Linked DNA regions of Homo sapiens: regions 1, 2 and 3 are each linked to region 4. Evidence: chromatin contacts called from ENCODE Hi-C or POLR2A ChIA-PET data. All regions are on one chromosome and are shown on one strand. The core of a region is the stretch at or near the end of the contact, and the rest is flanking DNA. Distances in the headings are between cores, read along the strand shown. Region 1 overlaps JADE2 (jade family PHD finger 2). Region 2 has its middle 46 kb from the start of SAR1B. Region 3 holds the start of LINC02999 (long intergenic non-protein coding RNA 2999). Region 4 holds the start of PCBD2 (pterin-4 alpha-carbinolamine dehydratase 2).

The links. A loop is a pair of places that touch in the nucleus more often than their neighbours do. ChIA-PET counts read pairs that join two places held with the same protein, here RNA polymerase II (POLR2A). Pooled maps may share reads with other maps.
Region 1: a loop to region 4 is called in a map with no recorded cell type, with 12 times the contacts of the local background. The contact joins the enhancer-like site here to the promoter of PCBD2 in region 4. A Hi-C loop is called at or near these places in 3 of 37 single-sample maps with no recorded cell type and 10 of 50 pooled maps. POLR2A ChIA-PET finds 5 or more read pairs at or near these places in 4 of 52 experiments (WTC11, activated B cell, activated T-cell and 1 more).
Region 2: a loop to region 4 is called in a map of HCT116, with 9 times the contacts of the local background. The contact joins the enhancer-like site here to the promoter of PCBD2 in region 4. A Hi-C loop is called at or near these places in 10 of 168 maps with a recorded cell type or tissue (B cell, Caco-2, GM12878 and 6 more), 18 of 37 single-sample maps with no recorded cell type and 19 of 50 pooled maps. POLR2A ChIA-PET finds 5 or more read pairs at or near these places in 8 of 52 experiments (A549, CD4-positive, alpha-beta T cell, CD4-positive, alpha-beta memory T cell and 5 more).
Region 3: a map of mammary epithelial cell shows a loop between it and region 4 (7-fold over the local background). The contact joins the promoter of LINC02999 here to the promoter of PCBD2 in region 4. A Hi-C loop is called at or near these places in 1 of 168 maps with a recorded cell type or tissue (mammary epithelial cell) and 3 of 50 pooled maps. POLR2A ChIA-PET finds 5 or more read pairs at or near these places in 4 of 52 experiments (B cell, H1, OCI-LY7 and 1 more).

Annotation. Positions count from the first base shown.
Region 1 is chr5:134,543,685-134,546,526 of GRCh38, forward strand. The region is part of intron 3 of JADE2 (jade family PHD finger 2); the gene reads left to right. Among named protein-coding and RNA genes, the nearest start is that of JADE2, 19 kb to the left of the region's middle. RefSeq lists enhancers at 1-16, 117-346, 447-716, 777-876, 1,137-1,476. Within about 2 kb of position 1,493, at least 20 of the 41 ENCODE cell types and tissues checked have a DNase peak (open chromatin) inside an H3K27ac peak, as active enhancers do.
Region 2 is chr5:134,585,602-134,588,301 of GRCh38, forward strand. No RefSeq gene overlaps it. Among named protein-coding and RNA genes, the nearest start is that of SAR1B, 46 kb to the right of the region's middle. Within about 2 kb of position 1,375, at least 8 of the 41 ENCODE cell types and tissues checked have a DNase peak (open chromatin) inside an H3K27ac peak, as active enhancers do; they include HCT116, where a contact is called at or near this core.
Region 3 is chr5:134,433,662-134,436,361 of GRCh38, forward strand. LINC02999 (long intergenic non-protein coding RNA 2999) reads right to left here and starts at 1,386. Exons shown (of 3, transcript NR_105044.1): 1 at 1,329-1,386. RefSeq lists an enhancer at 2,557-2,700.
Region 4 is chr5:134,903,689-134,906,655 of GRCh38, forward strand. It overlaps PCBD2 (pterin-4 alpha-carbinolamine dehydratase 2), which reads left to right and starts at 1,443. Exons shown (of 4, transcript NM_032151.5): 1 at 1,443-1,535. The coding sequence starts at 1,452. RefSeq lists a silencer at 999-1,758 and enhancers at 1,356-1,940, 1,941-2,526.

The DNA.
Region 1 (2,842 bases), core at 243-2,742, 360 kb before region 4:
AAAAAAGCAAAAAAAGCAAAAAGACAACTGCCATAGACTTTTCCCTTCCCTTTGCCTAAAACAGGAGTTCCTGGCTTGGTTGTTCCCTGGAAGCTTCTTTGAGTATTTTTGAGGGGGTGGGGAGTGGAAGCTGTGGCTAGGTTGAAGGAGAGGGAGGGAGGCTCTCCAGCCTGGTTCAAAGATCTAAGCAACGTCAGGGAGTGTGGGTGGGGGCAGTCCACCACTCCATGTCCTTCCCACAGGGGCTGGGGAATTAACAAATTTTTGCCCCACCCCGGACTTGCCGGAGGTGTGAAGGACAGTTCTGGGAGAGACCTGGAGGCCAGCCGCATGTTTTGGAGGGCTACTGTTTGAGGTAGTGTCCTCCTCTGGCCTGGGCAGAGACACAGGCGGAAGGGCAGGCCAAGCGGTGGGGGTTTCCCCAAGCAGGCTGTCTTGAGGTAGAAAGCTGCATTTTCAGGAAGTCAGAGTCCCCAGAAGTCAGCCAGTGGGCAGAGGCCTGGGTCTCTGGACCGGGAGCTGCTGATGCTGATCAAAATCAGCAAGTGCTTAAGAGTACCTAGTGGGCCTAGCTCAGTGCTGGGGACAGAAAGCACAGGCCCTGTCCCTGGGGAGCTTGTCCTTTGTCAGCAGGATGCAGGTGCTACACAGGAAGGTGTCTGTTATGGGAGGTGCAGCCTGGCTTTGCCAAAACACCCAGGCTTTGCCCGAGGACATCTGTGACCCCAGGCGAGTGAGCCTCAGAGCCCTTATCATAGAGTTCTGCCCTGGGTCCTCCCAGGGAGTTGATGATCTGTAGATGTGACTCCTTCCCGAGACTCATGGAGCCCTGGGGGGTGAAGGGAACCCCAGAGGTGAGTGGGGCAGGAGGTGGGGAGTGTCGGGTAAAGCAGGCCACCCTGAGCTGGAAGCCTGGATGGTGGGAGTGGGGATTCAGCTGTCAGCTCCTCTATAGGCTGTGGTGACAAATTAGTACATCCCTAGTTGCATGTACCACTGAGGCCCTTCACCAATGTGTAGCACTTAGTCCCTGGGGAAGGGGCCTGAGAGAAGCCTCTGCTGCCAGCAAGAGGGTGTCCCCCAGACCCAGTGTCCTTGAAAGTCCCTCTATATGGAGTGCCACCCCCCACTCCCCCAAAAAACACAGCGAGTGGAGATGCAGCTTCTTAGCTCAACCCATGCTTTTAAAAATGGAATCCTCCTTCTACCCTGGGTGAAGGGTAAAGACAGGGGTGGCCAGATTGTGTTGGGGCTCCAAACCACAGGATAAATAAGATGCCTTCTGAGGAGCAGAGGTGTTATCCAGATGTTTGAAATGCCATTTTATAGTAGAACAATGAAGGCGTATGGTACAGTAAAATGCAAAATGCCCATAATTTGATAGATAAAACAGGAGAATCCAAAAAAAGGTTTTGTGCTTGCCCTTGTGGTTTTGAGCCAAGTTTCCAGCCCACCAGCAGTTCCTTTGCTACCCTGTGAGGCAGGCGGGTTGGGGCGAGCCCTTCCGCTAGGCTAAGTGCCTGCTTTCTGAGACTCACACTGCCTTTCTCTGGGGTGGGGGGCAGGATCCACTTCTATAGTTGGAAACGTTGCTGCTCCGCCAGCTGGAAGGGCCTCCTGGCCTCTGGGACTTGTCTTGCAAAAGAAATGTGTGTAATAAATTCTCTTTAAGAGCAGGAAGTGCTGTTATCCTCATGAAAATAAAAGAAAGAGACGTTGAGTGGGGTTTTTTTTTTTTTAAGTGTCTTACGAACTTAGCCTAGTGGTAGCTTGCAACACAACTGGGCAGGGGGTAGCTATTCTCATAGCCCTTCTTTCGTGTTTTATACTGAATTTTAACTGCATAAGTTTGCTCTTGGCTGGGAAACTCTTTATCAGGTTCCGGCCCAGAAAAGATTTTTTAAAAGAAGAGCCCTCTGTGTCTTGCAAGCAGTATTGCTGTGGTTAAAGGACAGTGGGGACCTCACACAAGTGGTTTCACCTTTCTGAATCTCAGTCTCCACATCTGTAAAATGGGGGTAATATGAATTAGGAGCCACGATATATGTAAAACTTTAACATAATACCTGACATGCCTTAACAGGGCAATTACCTTTCTCTGTTAGCTGTCATTTCTAATGAGATGAGGTGCTCAGAAAACAATTGTGATGAGGTTGGCTCTTTAAGTACAGACCTTCAAACTTTCCTTGAGGGGTGAGGAAGAAGGCACCACTTCCAGCTCTACGTTGGGACTTTTGGTGTAGACAGATGTCCAGGAGAGATTGTCCTGGCCAAAGCCATTTTAATTGGCTTTGGGACAGTGACCAAGACCAGTTTCTCAGTTTCACCTGGAAGAATCCTGCCAGCCTCCTGCCTCTTCTCTCCCTGCTAAGACAGGGCAGGAAAGTTTAGTCATACTTCATACAAATCCTGGGATTCATTCATTCATTCATTCACTGACTCTTTACACAAGCATTTCGTTTTTTGTTTTTTTGTTTGTTTGTTTGTTTGTTTGTTTGTTTTGAGACAGGGTCTCCCTCTGTCACCCAGGCTGGAGTGCAGTGGCATGATCTCAGCTCACTGCAGCCTCTACCTCCTGGGCTCAGGCAGTCCTCCCGCTTGAGCCCCCCAGGTAGTTGGGACTACAGGCAAGCCACCATAACTGGCTAATTTTTGTTCCACAAGCATTTCTTGAGTACCTGCTGTGTGTCAAACACTGTGCCAAAAGCAGGCACAGTGATAAACAGGACATATGCAGTCCCTGTCTTCTTGCAGCTTGACTATTAGAAGAGATGGACATTAAAAATATAATTGCACAAATAGGCTGGGCGTGGTGGCTCACACCTGTAATCCCAGCACTTTG
Region 2 (2,700 bases), core at 125-2,624, 320 kb before region 4:
TACTCGGGTGGCTGAGGTGGGAGGATTGCTTGAGCTTGGGAGGTTGAGGCTGCAGTGAGCCATGATAGCACCACTACACTATAGCCTGGGCGACAGAGTGAGACTCTGTTTCAAAAAACAAACAAACAAAAACAGATATAGGGAATTTTAATAATATATTTTATTTAACCCATTACATCCAAATGTCTTTAAACATGTAATCAATGTAAAATAACTATTAATGAGAGATTTTGCATTCTTTTCACAATCCAGGGTGTATTTTACACTTACAGCACATCTCAATTCAGACTAGCCACATTTCAAGTGCTCAAAGCCACATGTGGCTAGTAGCTACCCTGTTGGGCAGCAGAGCCCTAGAGACCCTCAGCCTTCCCTTGAGTTGCCCAGGAGTCATCCAGGCTCCTATGGAGTGAGAGACAGATAGCCATGAGGAACCCCTGACCCCCTTCCCCAAGGGAAGGCAGGAGGTTGAGGACCACCAGGCCTGGCCCTGCATTCCCAGCCCTGGTCCCTCTGGGATCCTCTCTGCACCAGCCTACATGGCTGCTTGAGGGTGGGAGTCTCACATTTGATTAGCACTCCTAGGCTTCTCCCCTGGAGTTGGCTATCCCTGCCCGCTGAGAGCCCCTGAGTGTGGGACTGGAGGAGGATGGCACTGACCTGGTCGCAGCTCCCTCATGGTGGGCCAGTCCTCTTGCCACCAGGACTCACAGCTGATGGCATAGGGATCTGATGGGAGGCTGGGGGTGGTCTTGGGGACTACCTTTGTTTTTGTTTTTGTTTTTTTGAGACGGAGTCTCACTCTGTTGGCCAGCCTGGAGTGCAGTGGCGCGATCCCTCCTCACTACAACCTCTGCCTCCCGGGATCAAGCGATTCTCCTGCCTCAGCCTCCCAAGTAGCTGGGACTACAGGCACTCGCCACCACGTCTGGCTCATTTTTTGTATTTTTAGTAGAAACGGGGTCTCACCAGGCTGCCCAGGCTGGTCTCGATTTCCTGACCTCGTGATCTGTCTGACTCGGCCTCCCAAAGTGCTGGGATTACAGGTGTGAACCACTGCGCCCAGCCTAGGGAACCACCTTTCATTCATGCAGATATTGAGATATTGATTCAGCACTCACTGAGAATCTGCTGCAGGGCCCTGAGGACACTGTGGGGACAACACGCCCCTTCCAGAGACCAGGCCAAAGTGGGAGACAGACTTTAAGTAGATAATCACAAATCAGTGTGCAGTGACACACTGAGACTGTGCTGCTAGTGAGAGAGTATTAATCTGTGGGGTGAGGAAAGTCTCCATTGCCCTCTCTGAATTCCCTTAGTCGCTCCAAACTCCTGCAAGATAGGGTCTGGGGCGCCCCCTGCTGCCCGCTAGGCCCTAGCCCTGGCAACTCCCACCGCGGGTGGCAAGGCCCACAGGGCCAGGGCCAACCCCTCATTTCCAGGTTGCAGAGCTCCAGCCTCCCCCTCCTCTGTCCCTGCTGAGGCTCCTGCACTCCAGCACCTCCTGCTGCATGCCCCCTTGCCAGCCAGGGCAGAGTAGAGTCTTCTCTATCAGGCTTCAGTGACAGGGTGGTTGTTAAGGGACGAGGCGCCTCTTGGGAGAATAAACTATTGGCTGAGGTCCGCTGGGTGCCCAGTCCCGGGTTGGATGGGTGGCTAAGGAGACCCAGACCCTGCCAAAGAAAGGAAGGAAGTTCACAGCAGAGTGGAGAGAGAGAGAGCACTTGGTCCTTCTAGAGCTGGCCTCAGTCCTCCTTGCAGCCTCCGACTGTGTTCAGAGCGGCCAGAGGAGGCAGCAAAGGCATCTTTTCTTGGCGATGAAAGCTTCAGGACTCACATAGGCACCTCTGGCCCATGCTGGAAATGCAGGTAGCTCCAAGTGGCCTCGCAACTACCCTGTCTCAAAAAAAAAAAAAAAAAAAAAAAAAAAAAAAAAGAAAAGAAAATTAAAATAAAAATAATGAATAAAAAAGAGGAGGGCCGGGCGCGGTGGCTCACACCTGTAATCCCAGCACTTTGGGAGGCCGAGGCAAGCGGATCACAAGGTCAAGAGTTTGAGACCAGCCTGGCCAACATGGTGAAACCCCGTCTCCACTAAAAATACAAAAATCAGCCAGGCATGGTGGCGGGCACCTGTAATCCCAGCTACTCAGGAGGCTGAGGCAGGAGAATCCCTTGAACCCAGGAAGCAGAGGTTGCAGTGAGCCGAGATGGTGCCATCACACTCCAGCCTGGGTGACAGAGCAAGACTCCATCTGAAAAAAAAAGGAGATTGGCCAGGAGTGGTGGCTCATGTCTGTAATACCAGTGCTTTAGGAAGCTGAATTGGGAAGATCGCTTGAGCCCATGAGTTCAGGCCCAGCCTGAGCAACATAGTGAGACCTCATCTCTACTGCAAAAAAAAAAAAAAAAAAAAAAAAAAAAAAAAAAGAGACAGGGTCTCACTCTTTGAGATAGGGTCTCACTCTGCTGCCTAGGCTAGAGCACAGTGGTGCAATCACAGCTCACTGTAGCCTTCAACTCCTGGGCTCAAGTGATCCTCCCACCTCAGCCCTTGGTCTCTCAAAGCTCTGGGATTACAGGCATGAACCACCATACCTGTCTGAAGAAAATTTTTTTAGAGAGATAATAAAATATGGACTTCAAGGCAGCCTTTTGAGTTCAGATGGACTCCCTGCCAAGAGTCAAAGGGAGGGAAGA
Region 3 (2,700 bases), core at 136-2,635, 470 kb before region 4:
TTTGGAATGGGGATGGAAAAGCTGGAGAGGCGCTTGGCAGCACGGCCCTTGCCCCAGTGCTTGAAGGTCTGGTCCATCTCCTGTGCATGAATAAAAAGCAAGGGGAACGCTGAAATATCATCTCTTTGGAATTCAGCATGAGCCCCACTTCTCTACTCTCCTGTGTTGACACATTAGTGCTATTGTGTTGCATCTGCTGGTGGATCTCCTTTCATCTGCAGGCCACACAAAACCCCCTCATGTAAAGCTGCACACAAGGCTCTCAAATTATGAGGACACTTTAGCAGTCATTCCTCTTATAGAAGGGCTCACAGTCTTAGGGAAGGATTGCTGCCATTTCAGTGTGCTCCACTGTGCCCTGATACAGAAAGTCCAGACAAGCTAAGGCGGGAAAGCCAGGCTGGGAGCCCGTGACAGGGAAAAGTTAGCAGACGAGTGAGTAGACCAGATGGATAGGGCTTTGAATGCCACACCAAGGTCTTTGGATTTTTCTGCAGGCATTGGGAGCCACCCAAGGATTTTGAGCAGGAGAGTAACATGAGACAAACTGTGCTTTCAGAAAATTAAGTTGGCCGGGAGGAGTGGCTCACACCTGTTATCCCAGCACTTTAGGAGGCCGAGGCAGGTGGATCACCTGAGGTCAGGAGTTCAAAACCAGCCTGGCCAACATGGCCAAACCCCATCTCTACTAAAAATACAAAAATTAGTCGTGCGTAGTGTTAGGCGCCTGTAGTCCCAGTTACTTGGGAAGCTGCGGCAGGAGAATTGCTTGAACTCAGGAGGCAGAGGTTACAGTGAGCCAAGATTGCACCACTGCACTCCAGCCTGGGTGACAGAGCGAGACCCTGTCTCAGAAAAATAAATAAATAAAAATACAAAAATTAGCTGGGTGTGGTGGCAGGCACCTGTAGTCCCAGCTACTTGGGAGGCCGAGGCAGGAGAATCGCTTGAACGCGGGAGCTGGAGGTTGCAGGGAACGGAAGTTGCAGTGAACTGAGATTGCGCCACTGCACTCCAGCCTGGGCAACAGAGTGAGACCCTGTGTCAAAAGAAAAAAAAAAAGGAAAATTAAGTTGATAGCTGTAGCTCAGAAGGTTCAGAGAGGGAGAGGCTAGAGTCCAGGGGGCTCTAGATCAGATCACTGGGAGACCTTTGTAAAAATCCACACCCCAGGCCAGGCACAGTGGCTCACGCCTGTAATCCCAGCACTTTGAGAGGCCGAGGCGGGTGGATTATCTGAGGTCGGGAGTTTGAGACCAACCTGACCAACATGGAGAAACCCTATCTCTGCTAAAAATACAAAATTAGCCAGGCGTGGTGGCACATGCCTGTAATCCCAGCTACTCGTGAGGCTGAGGCAGAAGAATCACTTGAACCCGGGAGGTGGAGGTCGCGGTGAGCCGAGATTGTGCCATTGCACTCCAGCCTGGGCAAGGAGAGCAAAACTCCGTCTCAAAAAAAAAAATCCACACCCCAGCCTCTGCCCTTCAAGATTTTGTTTCAGGTGGTTTGGGGAGGGAACTAGGAATCTGCATTCTCAAAACATTCCACAGGTGCAGAGGTCATTGTGACAGGCTGCTAAAGGGGACCAGACCCCAAATATGGGGCTGGGAGTCTAGGGAGAGAGGGGAAATAGATGGGGATGCTACCCTGAGGCGAGCCCCACCTGGCCTCTGCCTGTTTAAGGGGCTGAAGGGAGGAAAACATGAAGAAGACCATCAAACTGGGCCAGGAGAGCTGCCTGGAGACTGGTGCCCGGCCTGCAAGGCAACCTTAGAAGAAAATCAGATTTGGGAGATGATGACATGGGACATTCCAGGTGACAAAGGGGCCTGGGACTTGGGGGATGGTGAATCTGTGAGCACCTGGCTCCTACTTACAGTCATGGAGTATGTGGAACTGGGAAGGGAAACTGTCATTCACATCTCTCAGTCAAAGATACGTAGGCACATGCATGGACACAAACATAGCCCTCTTCTGCAGGAGTCAGAAAGGCTGGTGATTCAGAGACTGGGCTCTGTAATCCAGCAGCCCTGGATTGAAATCCTGACTCTGTGGCTCTGGCTGAGTCACCTGTCCTCTGTGAGCAACAGCCTCCTCACCTATAGAAAGAAAATGTTGCCAGCAGTTAACTCAATATGGCTTTGTGGTGACTCGATGAGATGCTGCATGCAGAGGCTGGACACAGTGCCTGACACAAGGAGAGACTCTGTATGGAAGCTCTAAGGGTAATACTAAAAAATGCAATCTCACTTCTGAAGCCAGGGAGCCATAAAGTATTTCATTCAGAGTGCAAGGAAGAAAGTCCACAGGAAGACATGAAGCCTTTTTTTTTTTTTATACAGAGTTTTGCTCTGTTGCCCAGGCTGGAGTGCAGTGGCATGATTTTGGCTCACTGCAACCTCTGCCTCCCAGGTTCAAGCGATTGTTGTGCTTCAGCCTCCCGAGTAGCTGAGCTTACAGATGCACGCCACCACGCCCAGCTAATATTTTGTATTTTAAGAGAGATGGGGTTTCACCATGTTGGCCAGGCTGGTCTTGAACTCCTGACCTCAAGTGATCCACCGGCCTCAGCCTCCCAAAGTGCTGGGATTACAGGTGTGAGCCACCATGCCCAGCCAGCATGAAGCCTTTCATTTGCTGCTACCCATTCCGTATGGCTTTCTCTGGGTGTGTGTTTGGTGAGTCCTTTGCCTTTGG
Region 4 (2,967 bases), core at 193-2,692:
TGGCGTGATTTCAGCTCACTGCAGCCTCCCGGGCTCAAGCCATCCTCCCATCTCAGCCTCACGGATAGCTGGAACTACCAGCACGTGCCACCACGCGTGGCTAATTTTTGTATTTTTAATAGAGATGGGGTTTTGCCATGTTGCCCAGGCAGATCTCGAACATCTGGCCTCAAGTGATCCTCCTGCCTTGTCCTCCCAAAGTGCTGTGATTACAGGTGCGGGCCACCATGCCTGGCCTGCTTAAACTATTCAGTTAAAAACAAACAAAAAAGAGGCCGGGCGCGGTGGCTCACGCCTGTAATCCCAGCACTTTAGGAGGCCGAGGCGGGCGGATCACGAGGTCAGGAGATTGAGGCCATCCTGGCTAACACTGTGAAACCCCGTCTCTACTAAACATACAAAAACAAAATTAGCCGGGCGTGGTGGCGGGTGACTGTAGTCCCAGCTACTCGGGAGACTAAGGCAGGAGAATGGCGTGAACCCGGGAGGCGGAGCTTGCAGTGAGCCGAGATCGCGCCACTGCACTCCAGCCTGGGCGACAGAGCGAGACTCCGTCTCAAAAAAAAAAAAAAAAAAAAAAGATACAAGTGAGTATTCTTAATAGTATGTCAATTACATCTCAAAAAAGTCAAAAAAAAAAAAAAAAAAAGAATGAAAGAATACCTCCCCAAAAATGATACAAGAAAAGATTCACCTAAATCTGTTCACAGCTGTCTGCAGAGCTCCTACTGTGTGCTGAGCCTGGGGGTAAACAGGGCACGGACACGTTTGGGAGGGGATTACAGGCCGGGTTTCCACACTTTTTGGTCCAGGCAAACCCAGACGAGCCAGCTGGCTCAAGAACTTGGCAGCTGCGTGATGACTGAACAGAGGCTGCGTTCGAACCCACTACTGCAAGACTTAGGAGCCCCCGATGGGAACTGCCGTGGTTCACTGCCCCAGCCCCGCCGCTCAACTGCCCCGCCCTGGCCTACGACATCCTCCTGCCCGCATGGACTGCGCGCAGCGCCGCCAAGCGGGGAGCCCAGCTCGGTGCTAGCGCCCGCGAAGCGGAGGAGGCCGGCGCCCGAGGCTGGGCGAAGTTCCTCCTAGCGCAGCGAGGACCGGAGGGCAAGGCCAGCGCGCGCCGGGCGACCTGCGTCCCGGGCACAGACGCGACGGGCCCGCACGGGGCGGGGACCGCGCGCGCCTGCTGGGCCTACGGCTGTGGGGCGCGCAGAGTCCACCTGGCGGCCAAGGGCGCTGGCGACCGCTGAAGCTCCTGGGGGTGTTCGGGGTCCGGGCTGCGCCTGTGCCCGCGGGAAGGCTGGGCGCTTCCCACACACAGACCCCGCTCCGGGCCAGCCCCGCAGGGAGACTACCAGGGCTGGCGGTAGCTGGGCGTGGTCGGGTCGGGGGCGGCTGTGGGCGGCCGGCAGGCAGCGCGCGGGGCAGCCCTCGGCAGACGGCCAATGGCGGCGGTGCTCGGGGCGCTCGGGGCGACGCGGCGCTTGTTGGCGGCGCTGCGAGGCCAGAGCCTAGGGCTAGCGGCCATGGTGAGTGCACAGCGGCCGCGTGGGTGGGGGTCCGGGGTCGGGGGGCGGTGCGAGGCCCGGCGGCGTCGGCTGAGGGACCAGCGGGACTGGGGCGAACCCGGCGTGGGCCGAGCCTTGGAGCTCGGGCGTCGGGTCACCGCGTCCCGGGACTGACCACCTGTCCGGTGCGCCGCTCAGAGACCGGGGTGGCCGCAGCCTCCGCCACTTGCCCTTGACTTTACACTTCCGCCGAAGCCTACGAACTTGCCAACCGGAAACAAATGGGAACGAATTTTGTTCAGCAACTACAAAAGGCAGATGTGAAAAGTAGTTGCAGAACAATTCGGTGCCCGCTGCCGCTCGTTGTGCTGAGGACGAACGGCGCTGCGGGCCTGGCTCCCTATGGCGGCTCCCTGCTCGCGCTTCACTCCAAGGGGAACCCACAGAGGTTTTGGAGGAGTTATTAATAAATTGTCTTTTTTGGTGACATATTGACTTTTCTTTCCTTTTCCAAGGGGCCGTCAGTTTTCCTGCTGTAGAAATTAATATTTTGGAGTAAATGGAGGGAAAGTTTTAACATGCAGCACCACCTAGTGGAAAAGTGGTGCGTTAAACTCACCATCTCATTTTAAGTTGCATTTTAACCGCCCATTTCAGTTTGAAATGTTTTGTTTTGTTTTGTTTTTTCGACACGGAGTCTCGCTGTATCGCCGAGCCCGGAGTGGAGTGGCGCGATCTCGGCTCACTGCAACCTCCATCTCCTGGGTTCACGCTATTCTCCTGCCTCACCCTCCCGAGTAGCTGCGATTACAGGCGCGTGCCATTTCGCCCAGGTAATTTTTTATATTTTTAGTAGAGAGGGGTTTTCGCCATGTTGGCCAGGCTAGTCTCGAACTCCTGACCTCAGGTGATCTACCTGCCTCGGCCTCCCAAAGTGCTGGGATTACAGGCGCGAGCCACTGCGCCTGGCCTGAAATTCTTTAATAGAAGAATTTTTTTTTTTTTTTTTTTTTTTTTTTGAGAAGGAGAATCACGCCGTCACCCAGGCTGGAGTGCAGTGGCGCGATCTCGGCGTATTGCAAGCTCCGCCTCCCGGGTTCACGCCATTTTCCTGCCTCAGCCTCCCGAGTAGCTGGGACAACAGGCGCCCGTCGCCACGCCCGGCTAATTTTTTTGTATTTTTAGTAGAGGCGGGGTTTCACCGTGTTAGCCAGGATGGTCTCGATCTCCTGACCTCGTCATCCACCCTCCTCGGCCTCCCAAAGTGCTGTAATAGAAGAAATTTAAAATAGCTCGAAGACGGAGGAAGATAGGCACTCCGCCGCTTCTTGTCCACGAAGGGGAGAACACAAGTTGAGTGCCTACTGTCACCTAGGCGTGTCTTCAGGCGTACTCTGCCCCAGGTGCTAGTGATCCAGTAAGATTAGGGTGTTCTGGGAAGGAATGAGTCAAC